Linked DNA regions of Homo sapiens: region 1 is linked to region 2. Evidence: read pairs that join two places in POLR2A ChIA-PET (ENCODE). Cell type or tissue: GM12878. All regions are shown on one strand. Links, peaks and the distances in the headings refer to the core of each region. The heading gives the core; the rest is flanking DNA. Region 1 overlaps SLC9A7 (solute carrier family 9 member A7). Region 2 overlaps SLC9A7 (solute carrier family 9 member A7).

Region 1 (5,387 bases), core at 155-5,154, 100 kb after region 2:
CACAACTAACATCATACTGAATGGGGAAAAGCTGAAAGCCTTTCCTCTAAGAACTGGAACAAGACAAGGATGCCCACTTTCGCCATTCCTATTCAACATTGTACTGAAATTCCTGACCAGAGCAATCAGAAAAGAGAAATAAATAAAAGGCATCCAAATTGGAAAAAAAGTCAAATTATCCCTCTTGGCAAATGACATAATCTTATATTTAGAAAAACCTAAAGATTCCACCAAAAAACTCTTAGATATAAACAAATTCAATTTATTTGCAGGATACAAAATCAGCATTAAAAAGCAGTAGCATTTCTATATATCGACCATATATTGTAATATATACATTGTATATGTATATGTATACATTATAATGAACTAGCAGAAAAAGAAATCAAGAAGGCAACCCCACTTACAATAGCCACAAACAAATAAAACCTACAGCTAGCTTTAATGGTGAAAAACTTTGCTTTCCCCAAAAATCAGTAACAGGATAGGGATGTCCACTATGGCCCTACCACTTCTAATTCAACACTGTACTAGAGGTTCTAACCAATGCAATTAGGCAAGAAAAAGGGAATCAAAGTCATCCAGATTGCAAAGAAGGAAATAAAACTGTCCTTATTCACAGATGACATGATTGTCTATGTATGAAATAAGCAAAAAAAAAAAAAGCTACTAAAACGAACAAGTGAGTTTAGTGAGGTTACAGGATACAAGACTCATACATAAAAATTAATTGTATTTCTATATATTAGCAATGAACAACTGGAAATTGAAATTATGAAAATAATATCAAATGTAATACCATCACAAATGTGAAATACTTAAGGATAAGTCCATTAAATATATGTAAGACCTGTACATTGAAACTATAAAACATTTTTGAGATAAAGAAGTCCTAAGCAGAGAAATATAATGATCATGGATCAGAAAATCCAATACAGTAATAATGTCCATTCTCCTCAAATTGACTAACAGATTCAATACAATTCCAATCAAAGTACCAGCAAGACATTCCGCAGGTAGAGACAACCTGACTCTAAAATGTATATGGAAAGGCAAAGGAACTAGAACAGCTAAAACAATTTTGAGAAAGAGTAAGGTTGGAGGATTCACACTACCCAATTTTAAGACCTTCTATAAAACTGCAGTAAGAAAGATGGTGTGGTATTGGCAAAGAGCTAGATACACAGATCAGTGGAATAAAATAGAAAGTCCGGAAATAGATCCACACAAATATGGACAATTGATTTTTGACAATGTTGTGACAGTAATTCAGTGAAGAAAAGATTGTCAACAACAATCTTTTGGAACAAAAGAACATCAAAAATATTGGAACAATTGAACATCTATACATAAAAAAACTCAACCTAAACCTCATACCTTCTACAAACATTAACTCAAAATAAATCATAGATCTAAATATAAAATGCAAAACCATAAAACATTTAGGAGAAAACATAGGAGAAAATCTTCTCAACCTGGGATTATATAGTTTTGGACATGACACCAAAAGCATGATAAATAAAAGTTGATAAATTGGACTGCATCGAAATTTAAAAGTTTTGCTCTCCAAAAGATATGGTTAAGATACTGAAAAGAAAAAAAAAACCCCAAAGCTAGGAGAGAATATTTGCAAATTACACATCTAATGAAGTACTTCCATCAAAGTATATAAAGAACACTCGAAACTCCAAAGAAAAACAACAGTACAATTTAAAAATGGGCAAAAGACTCAGTCATTTCACCAAAAAGGATATATAAATGACAAATAAGCACATGAAAATATATTCAACATTAGGGAAATATAAATTAAAACCACAATGAGATACTGCTATTCATCTATTAGAATAGCTAAAATTAAAAATGCTAACAATACCGAGTTCTAAAGAGAATGTGGAGCACTAAACTCTTACATGTTGCTAGATGGAATGTACAGTTGCCCTAGAAAACAGTTCGGCAGGTTTCTTATAAAGTTAAACATATGCCTACCCTCTGACCCAGCAATCCCATTCCTGGGTATTTACCATAGAAAAATAAAAACTTACATTCATACAAAAACCTGTACAGTAATGTTTATAGCAGCCCTATTCATAATTATCAAAAACTCGAAACAAGCCTAGTGTTCTTCAACTGGCAAATAAACTGTGATACATTCATAAAATGGAATCCCACAGAGAAAAAAAAAAAGACCTAATTATAGATACATGCAACAACAAGGGTGAATCTCCAAGGCATTATGAAGAGTGAAAAGGCTAGTCCCAAAATGTTACATACTGTACAATTCCATTTATATGACATATTTGAAAAGACAAAATTACAGTGATGGAGACTAGATCAGTGGTTGTCCAAGTGATGTGGTAGTACAAGAGAGTTTTTTACACTGGAACAAGTCTTCATCTTGGTTGTGGTGGTGGTTACACATATCTATCTATCTATATGTTAAAATTCATAAAACTGTATATCAAAAGTAAAAAGTCAATTTTACTTGTGATAATGTTAAAAATTAAATTAATAAATCTGACCAGGTGTTGTGGCTCATGCCTATAATCCCAACACATTGGGAGGCCAAGGTGGGAGGATCACTTGAGCCCAGGCATTCAAGACCAGCCTGAGCAACACAGTGAGATCCTATCTCTACAAAAAGTTCTTAAAAATTAGCCGGGCGTGGTGGCATGCACCTGTAATCCCAACTACTCAGGAGGCTGAGGCAGGAGATCACTTGAATCCAGGAGTGTGAGGCTGCAGTGAGCTGTGATCATGCTACTGCACTCCAGCCTGGGTGACACAGTGAGACCCCATCTCAAAAAAAAAAAATTAATGAGCCTAAAAAGGTAATGATGAAAAAAATAAGAGTGTGGATGAAACTGAGGAAGCCTCAAGAACACAAAAAGCTAACAGCCAGTTGACACCACATATTACTCTGCAGGAAAAAGTTAATATAACAGGCCTGATGTTGCTATCTCTAGGAGGGCATGCCTGCATGACCTCATATTCCAATAGGTCCTGGGAACTTGGCCTGTGAGATATTACCTATGCTACTAATTGATAAGGTTGTTTTGTGTGCCTGGAACACTGAATTCTGCTGTACCAGCCAGGCTAAATTGCTTTTGCAAATGTGATTTATGGTGAACACCTGCTTTCCTTCTGAAACTCAGAAATTTCAATAAGAACGCCTGATCAGCCCTCAATACAGAAAAGCCTGTGTCTTAAGCAAGCTTCCCTAAACAGAAACACTGCATATGTGCCGCTACATTTAATTGCAGGTGGAAAAAGTTTGTTCTATGCAGCCCCACCCCCAACCTCCTAAGGGAGAACTTAGGAAGCTCACATTTACTCTTTCAGGCTCCACCCATTATGTCTTTTTCTCCTGCTGATCTTGCTGTGTATGTTTTCACTGTAATAAGTCATGGCTTTAATACAACTGTCTCTGGATCCTGTGAGTCTTTCTGGCACATCATCAAATGCATGGGTAGTTGTTAGATGCCCCAAAGTTCCCAAATATAAGCAACACTTTAAATCTGAATCTTTTCCTCAAATCCTTTCTCTGGCCCTGTACTGTCTACTCTTTGGCCTCCCCTAGAATCCCAAGCAGTGCCACATTCATCATAGGTACGAACATCTGCACCAAGTCCTCAAAACAGCCCTGTATGTCACACCCAAGTTCCAAGTGCAACTCAGTGCCTGATGTAAAAGTTACATTCAGGTTCAGCAGCAAATAACAAAAACCCATTTCTCTCTTACTTATAAGAAATACATAAGTATTCAGTCCAAATCTGGCATGGCAGCTCTATGCTATCAGAGACTACAGCGTCATCTATTTTATTGTATTGCCAGAAGTGTTCTCCATTCCCACGGTTACCTCTTGACCAAATACAGCTGCTGGAGCTCTAGCCATTACATCCACATTCCAGGAAGCAGACAGAAGGCATGGTAGAAGAGGGGCACGCCCCTTTCCTTTAAGAATACTTTGCATAAATCCCACATACTTCTCCTCCTACCTTTGGCCAGAACTTGATCACATAACTACACCCAGCTGCAAGACAGGCCAGGAAATGTAGTTTTCTTATTGCACAGCAATATGCTGAGCTAATTAGAACAGGGTTCTACTGGAACAATGAAAGGAACAATGGATATTGGGAGGTAACTGGAGTCTGCTACACCTCGTTCATTCTACACTCAACAAAAGTAATCTGAGAATCAATCCTTTTAATAACCCAAGACAATTTGAAGTAAATGTGTCTTTACCTAAAATTAGTTTTAGGGGTAGATATGAAGAAGTAAAAGGAGAAAATTTGTTGACTATGAACCTGAAGTTACACACTAGTTAGATGTTTCTCGATCTCTAGCTTCTCAGTGAAAATATGTGATAAGAGCCTATGATACAATTTGAAAGACTACCTCTGGGACATTTACTATCTCAGTAACATGTTAAGTTTAACAAAACATAGCGCTTAACACTGTTCTTCCCCAAAGGTTGCAGTGTCTCTGAAGATATACAGAATCTTAATTTTTTAAAAATACCGTGTTTGGTAAAGAGCATTAGCAAAATAGCAGAGTAGACAGCTCCAAAGTCCCATCCCTCCACAGAAACATTGAAGAACAACCAGAAGCTGTCAGAGCCAATTTTGTCAGAATTCTAGAAAAGAGTCAAAGGTTTACAGCAACCAAGTGAACAATGACTCAAGAACAAGACAACTTTAAAATGGTAGGAAGGCTGTGTAGCAAAATAGCAGAGTAGACAGCTCCAAACTCCCATTCCTCCACAGAAACATTGAAAAACAAGCAGAAGCTGTCAGAGCCAATTTTGTCAGAATTCTAGAAGAGAGTCAAAGGTTTACAGCAACCAAGTGAACAATGACTCAAGAACAAGGCAACTTTAAAATGGCAGGAAGGCTGTGTGGCATTTTGCTTGCCCTTGTCCCACCCCCTCACCAGCTCAGCAGTGGTCTTGAACACAGCAGCCAATATCCCCTGGTCCCTGGTTCCAGATGGAGCAGAGCAGGGCTTGTTTGCAATTTTTTGTGTTTGTTCTAACCTGTCTGAAGACTACCCAAAGGAATGACTTGAGGTTCTCATCTCCATTTTGCCTAACTTGGAGCCCACTCATAGCGGACAAGCAGCAAGCATTGCTTGAAAAATGTTGTAAGGTAGGCCAAACAAACAAACTAACAAAAACACCCTGCAGCTACCTGGGAGGAAAAGTATGGGCCATTCAAAGGAAAAAAATTGATAGAAACTATCCCTGAGGAGGCTGAGACACTGGATATATGAGATGAAAACTTTAAATCAGCTGTCTTAAATATGCTTAATGAATGAAAGGCAGTGGCTCACGCCTGTAATCCCAACACTTTGGTAGGCTGAGGCAGGAGGATTGCTTAAGGCCAGGAGTC
Region 2 (5,387 bases), core at 236-5,235:
TAAATTTAAATTTAAGGCAACAATGTCAAGAGCCAGGTCAAATGAGGATTGATCAGGAATGAGGATGAGCCCCTCAAAATATAATGTAATAAAATCAGAGGATGAAATACACCTCATAGAAAACAAATTTACATAATTTTTTCAGAAATTCATTTGTTTATAAAGATACCAAAAATAGAAAAAAGAAATTGTTGCTTAAATATGTTACACATATTTAAAGTGTTTACACATATTTTTACACATATTTGACAGAAAGAACAAAAAGCATGATATTATTGAAAAACAGCAACAATACTTAAGAAGACAAAGATGGCCTTTTTTTCCAGACAAGCACACCATGTTGTACATAGGATCAACCTGAAAGTCGGCAACCCAACTTCTGCTATTCTCTTTAGCTTGTAGCCTTTTGAATTGACATGGTCCACCTTCACCTTCCTTAATAATTTCTGGGTTACTTAGAGTGCATTTGAATCTTACCATCATGTTGGAGCAGGGTTTCGTAAACTCGGCAGCATTGACATTTTGGGTCAGATAATTCTCTGTTGTGGTGACCCGCATGGTGCACTCACTGTAAGATGTTTAACAGAGTCTCCGGCTTTCACCCACAAGATACTAGTAGCAACCCCACCCACCAAGAAGCTGAGGTTTTGACCCCTTCCTCTGGTTGTGGCCAACTAAAAACATCTCCAGATACTGCCAAATAAATGTCCCCTGGGCGGCAAAATTGCCCTCAGTTGAAAAATCACTGCACTGAACCACGTTTTCTCAATGGAGGCAGTATCACCCTCATGGGTATAAAAATTGGTTCTTGTAGGTTAAAAAAAAAAAACCACTCAGATATTATGATGGTTTGTAACCCTCCAAAGTGCCACAGCACAGACAGAGATGCATAGCAGATCTGTGATATTCAAATTTCACTGGGGGAGGTAACTGAGGAAAAAGTTTTTAAAGGCTCCTCAGCAGCGGCAATAACGAAAAAAAGATTGAGAACTACTTCACTAGACAATGCCCAAATTCTCATGTTATTAATATTCCCTGACATATGCAAGTGAGGACACGATGCTTCTTAAGGTGGTACTTTTAATTAGTTACATGTTCAGAATGTGACTTAAATCAGACTCTATTACTACAACATCGAAAAATTATAGCAAACACCAGAAAAACAAGCCAGATTCCTTAATGTAAGATTCATTGTCTCTTGAGAAATAGTATTAATAATAGTAGCAGCTGTAATGCTATGATTAATACTATTAATATAACAGCTAAAATATACTAAGTGCTTATGTGTCAGATGATACATTGATGAGAGAATTTTTCATTGCATTATTTATTACCACATTTTATCCTCACACTATGACTGTCCCCATTTAATCAGTGAGGAAACTGAGGGATACAGGTGAAATAAGTTGCCCAAGGTCACAAAGGTAGAAATGGTAGAGCCAAGATTCCAACTCAAGCTGCTCGTCTCCAGAGCCTCAGCTCTTCCTCTTATAGGATACTGCCTTTGATTCCAAGGAGGCATATTTAAGTTCTTTTAAAATATCCAGTTGCAAATGTTATTACATAAAGAGCTCAGGGCTTCTCCCTGCCTTTATTCCTTATGTTATCTTGCAAAGAGCTTTATTATAAATTCTCAGTCTAACAGGATTATGCCAAGTAGAGCATTCTTACTTGTCCTTGAAGGATTATATTACTACACCCTGGAATGTGAAAGTTACAGTTCATTTGGCCACCTGGGTGTATGTCGTTCCACCGCCCCCCCAACCCACTATCTCCACCATTTCGTGTGTGTTACTTGAAGCTGACGGCTCCTAGAAGACGGCCACCATGCTGTCACAATGTGGTCAGGACACACACAGGCTCATCAGGCAAAATAATCCCACCATCATTTTTTAAGTTGCCAAAATTATGTCCTTTGTCAATAACAACTCTTACTCAAGAGACTGAGAAAAATATTATGTTTCAACAGAAAGCAATTTGCACATTTTGCCATTATGTTTTAAAATATCAATCACAAAACACCAATGTAAAAAGATAAATTGGATTTATGGAAAGCAGTGACCTGGCTTTGGATTTATAGTTATATTCATTTTTATTTTATACACAGACTTGAAATTAGCCATAGTAAGAAACACAGCTAACTCCTATTTATGGTGAACTCCAAGAACCACCCTGGGCTTCTGACTTCTGGGCAGCTACTTAACAGCTCATCAGGGCCTCTATCAGTAGCCTGGAGAAGTAAAGAATGAGTCAGTGCTGATCATATCGAGGTCACAGGGGTCAAAATGCCAAACTGAATTTCAGGGGGTTTCTGAATCAATTTAGAATAAGAACCTGGGTTACAGAAATGATTCATGGCCATCACACCACAAGCCACAAGCCAGAAAAATTAATCTGTTTTATTACCTTATTTCAGAGGGAATTTCTTTTGATGTAATCTCTGTAAATGTCAGTTTCTACACTTATGTAATCATTATTTATACACATCTGGAAAAATGCAACGAGCTGACACATATATATTTTTCAGTAATGGCATTATGCTGTCTGGATAGAGTCAGACAGAAGGAAGGAAATTGATAAAGATAGAAATCAATTAAAATGAAATTAGAAAAACAATACAGAAAATCAATGAAATAAATAGCTGGTTCTTTAGAAAAGATCAATAAAATTGGCAAATGTCTAGCAAGACCGACCAAAAACAGAGAAGATATATCAAAAATGGAATATCACTATAGACCCCACAGACATCAAAAGGATAACAAGGGAATGCTACAAACAACATAAACTTGACAACTTAAATGAAACTGACCAATTTCACAAATTACCACAACTTACCCAATATGAAATAGGTCATCTGAAAAGCCCTATAACTAATAAAGAAATTGGCTTCATAATTGAAAAACTCCCAAAAAAGAAGTCTCCAGGCCCAGATGGTTTCACTGGAGAATTCTACCAAAAGTTTAAGAAAAATAATTAACACCAATTCTACACAATCTCTTCCAGAAAAAAAAAGAGTCAGGAACATGTCCAACTCATTTTGTGAGGCCAGATTACTCTGATACCAAAAACAGACAAAAGCAGTACAAAAAAAAACTACTACCAATATCCCTCATGAATACAGACATAAAAATCCTTAACAAAATGTTTGCTCATATAATTCAGCAATATGTAAAAGAATAATATACCACATCAAGTGGGGTTTATTTCAGAGAAACAAGGCTGGTTCAATATTTGAAAAGTAATCAATGTAATTCACTATATTAATAGGCTAAACAAGAAAAATCATATGATCATATCAATTGATACAGAAAAAATATTTGATAAAATTCAATACCTGTTCATGAAAAAAACTCTCAGAAAACTAGCAATAGGTAGGAACTTCCTCAACTTGAAGATGAACATCTACAAAAACCCTATAGCTAATATTATAGTTAATAAGGCAAGACCGAATGCTTTCCTCTTTTTTTTTTTTTTTTTGAGATGGAGTCTCGCTCTGTCGCCCAGGCTGGAGTGCAGTGGCGTGATCTCAGCTCACTGCAAGTTCTGCCTCCTGGGTTCACGCCATTCTCCCGCCTCAGCCTCCCAAGTAGCTGGGACTACAGGCACCTGCCACCACTCCAAGCTAATTTTTTGTATTTTTAGTAGAGACAGGGTTTCACCATGTTGGTCAGGCTGGTCTCGAACTCCTGACCTTGTGATCCGCCCACCTCAGCCTCCCAAAGTGCTGGGATTACAGATGTGAGCCACCGTCCCTGGAAAATGCTTTCCTCTTAAGATCAGAAACAAGATGAGGATGTCCATTTATACCACTCTTATTCTACATAGTAGTGAAAATCCTAACCAGAGCAATAAGGCAAGAAAAGGACACAAAAGGTACACTGGTTGAAAAGGAAGGAAAAAAAAAAAACTGTGGCTATTTACAAATACCATGATGGTCTATATGGTCTATGTAGAAAATTCAAAAGAATCTACCAAAAAAAAAAAAAAGGACCAAAACACTTTCAGAACTAAAGAACTAGTAAGTGAGTTCAGCAGTAAGGTGACAGGATACAAGTACTAACAAAACATGTACAGGACTTGGTTGCTGAAAACTGCAAAAATCGAATGAAAGAAATCAAAGAAGTTCTAAATAAATGGAGAAATATATCATGTTCATGGATTGGAAGATTCAACATAATAAAGATGTCAATCTCCCCAAAAATTAATGTAAAGGTTTAACATAATTCCTATGAAAGACCCAGCAAGATTTTTTTTACATGTAGACAAATTTATTCCAAAATTTATATGGAAAGGAACTAGAATAGCCATAACAATAAAGTGGGAGGAATCACTCTGATGCTAAGGTTTGCTGCGTAAGTATAGTCATCAAGACAGTATGGTCTTGGAAGGATAGACACATAAACCAATAGAGCAGTGCAGAAAGACACCCCCATGCATAGAGACAACTGATTTTTGACAAAGGAGCAAAATTAATTCAATGGAGTAGGATAGTCTTTTTAACATATTATGCTAGAACAACTGGATAGCCATTGGCAAATAAAACCTCAACCTAAACCTCACATCTTATATAAAAATTAACTCAAAATGGATCACAGACTTAAATGTACAGTGTAAAACTAAAAAGCTTTTAGAAGATAACGCAGAAGAAATCTTCAGGCCTAAGGCTTGGTGGAGTCCTTAGACATGATACCAAATGCATGACCCATAAAAGAAAAAAAATGATAAATTATAAATTAAAACTTCTGCTCTATGAAAGACCCTATTAAAAGGATTAAAAGACAAGCTACACACTGGGAAAAAATATTTGCAAACCATGTATCTGACAAAAGACTACAGTCTAGAATAAAGAACTCTAAAAACTCAACAAAGAAACAAACAATCCAATTTAAAAATGGACAAAAGACTTGAACAGATATTTCACCAAAGAAGACATATAAATGGTAAATAAACACATGAAGTCATGCTTAATATCATTATCTATGAGAGAAATGCAAATTAAGACCACAATGAGATATTCCCACATACCTATTGGAACAGCTGAAATGAAATACCCTGACAATACCAAATGCTGGGGGGGATGCTGAGAAACTGGATCCCTCATACACTGCTGGTGGGAATGTACAATGGTACAGCCACTCTGGAAAACAGTTGGCAGTTTCTTATAAAACTAAACACGTTTACTATCCAACACAGAAGGCACACTCCTGGGCATCTATCTTGCAGAGGTAAAAATTTATGCCCATGCAAAAACCTACACAAGAATATTCACAGTGGCTTTATTTATAATAGCCTAAAACTTGAAACTATCCAAATGTCCTTCGAGGGGTAAATGGTTAAATTAGTGGCTGGAGCCACTAATTAGGCAGCAGGGACCAGAGGAGGAATGT

What was found. ChIA-PET counts read pairs that join two places held together with the same protein. Peaks named below come from ENCODE experiments on the same cell type or tissue, not always from the same donor. Only the 100,000 strongest peaks of a DNase experiment are listed, where the experiment ranks them.
Region 1: POLR2A ChIA-PET joins it to region 2 with 7 read pairs; 2 of 35 experiments call an interaction of 5 or more read pairs at or near these places.

Annotation. Positions count from the first base shown.
Region 1 is chrX:46,740,252-46,745,638 of GRCh38, forward strand. All of the region lies in intron 1 of SLC9A7 (solute carrier family 9 member A7), which reads right to left. Among named protein-coding and RNA genes, the nearest start is that of SLC9A7, 16 kb to the right of the region's middle. In GM12878, for the core only: no CTCF peak of the experiment used is centred there; no DNase peak of the experiment used is centred there.
Region 2 is chrX:46,635,823-46,641,209 of GRCh38, forward strand. All of the region lies in intron 12 of SLC9A7 (solute carrier family 9 member A7), which reads right to left. Among named protein-coding and RNA genes, the nearest start is that of CHST7, 65 kb to the left of the region's middle. In GM12878, for the core only: no CTCF peak of the experiment used is centred there; DNase peaks (open chromatin) are centred at 529 and 2,289; H3K27ac peaks cover 333 bases.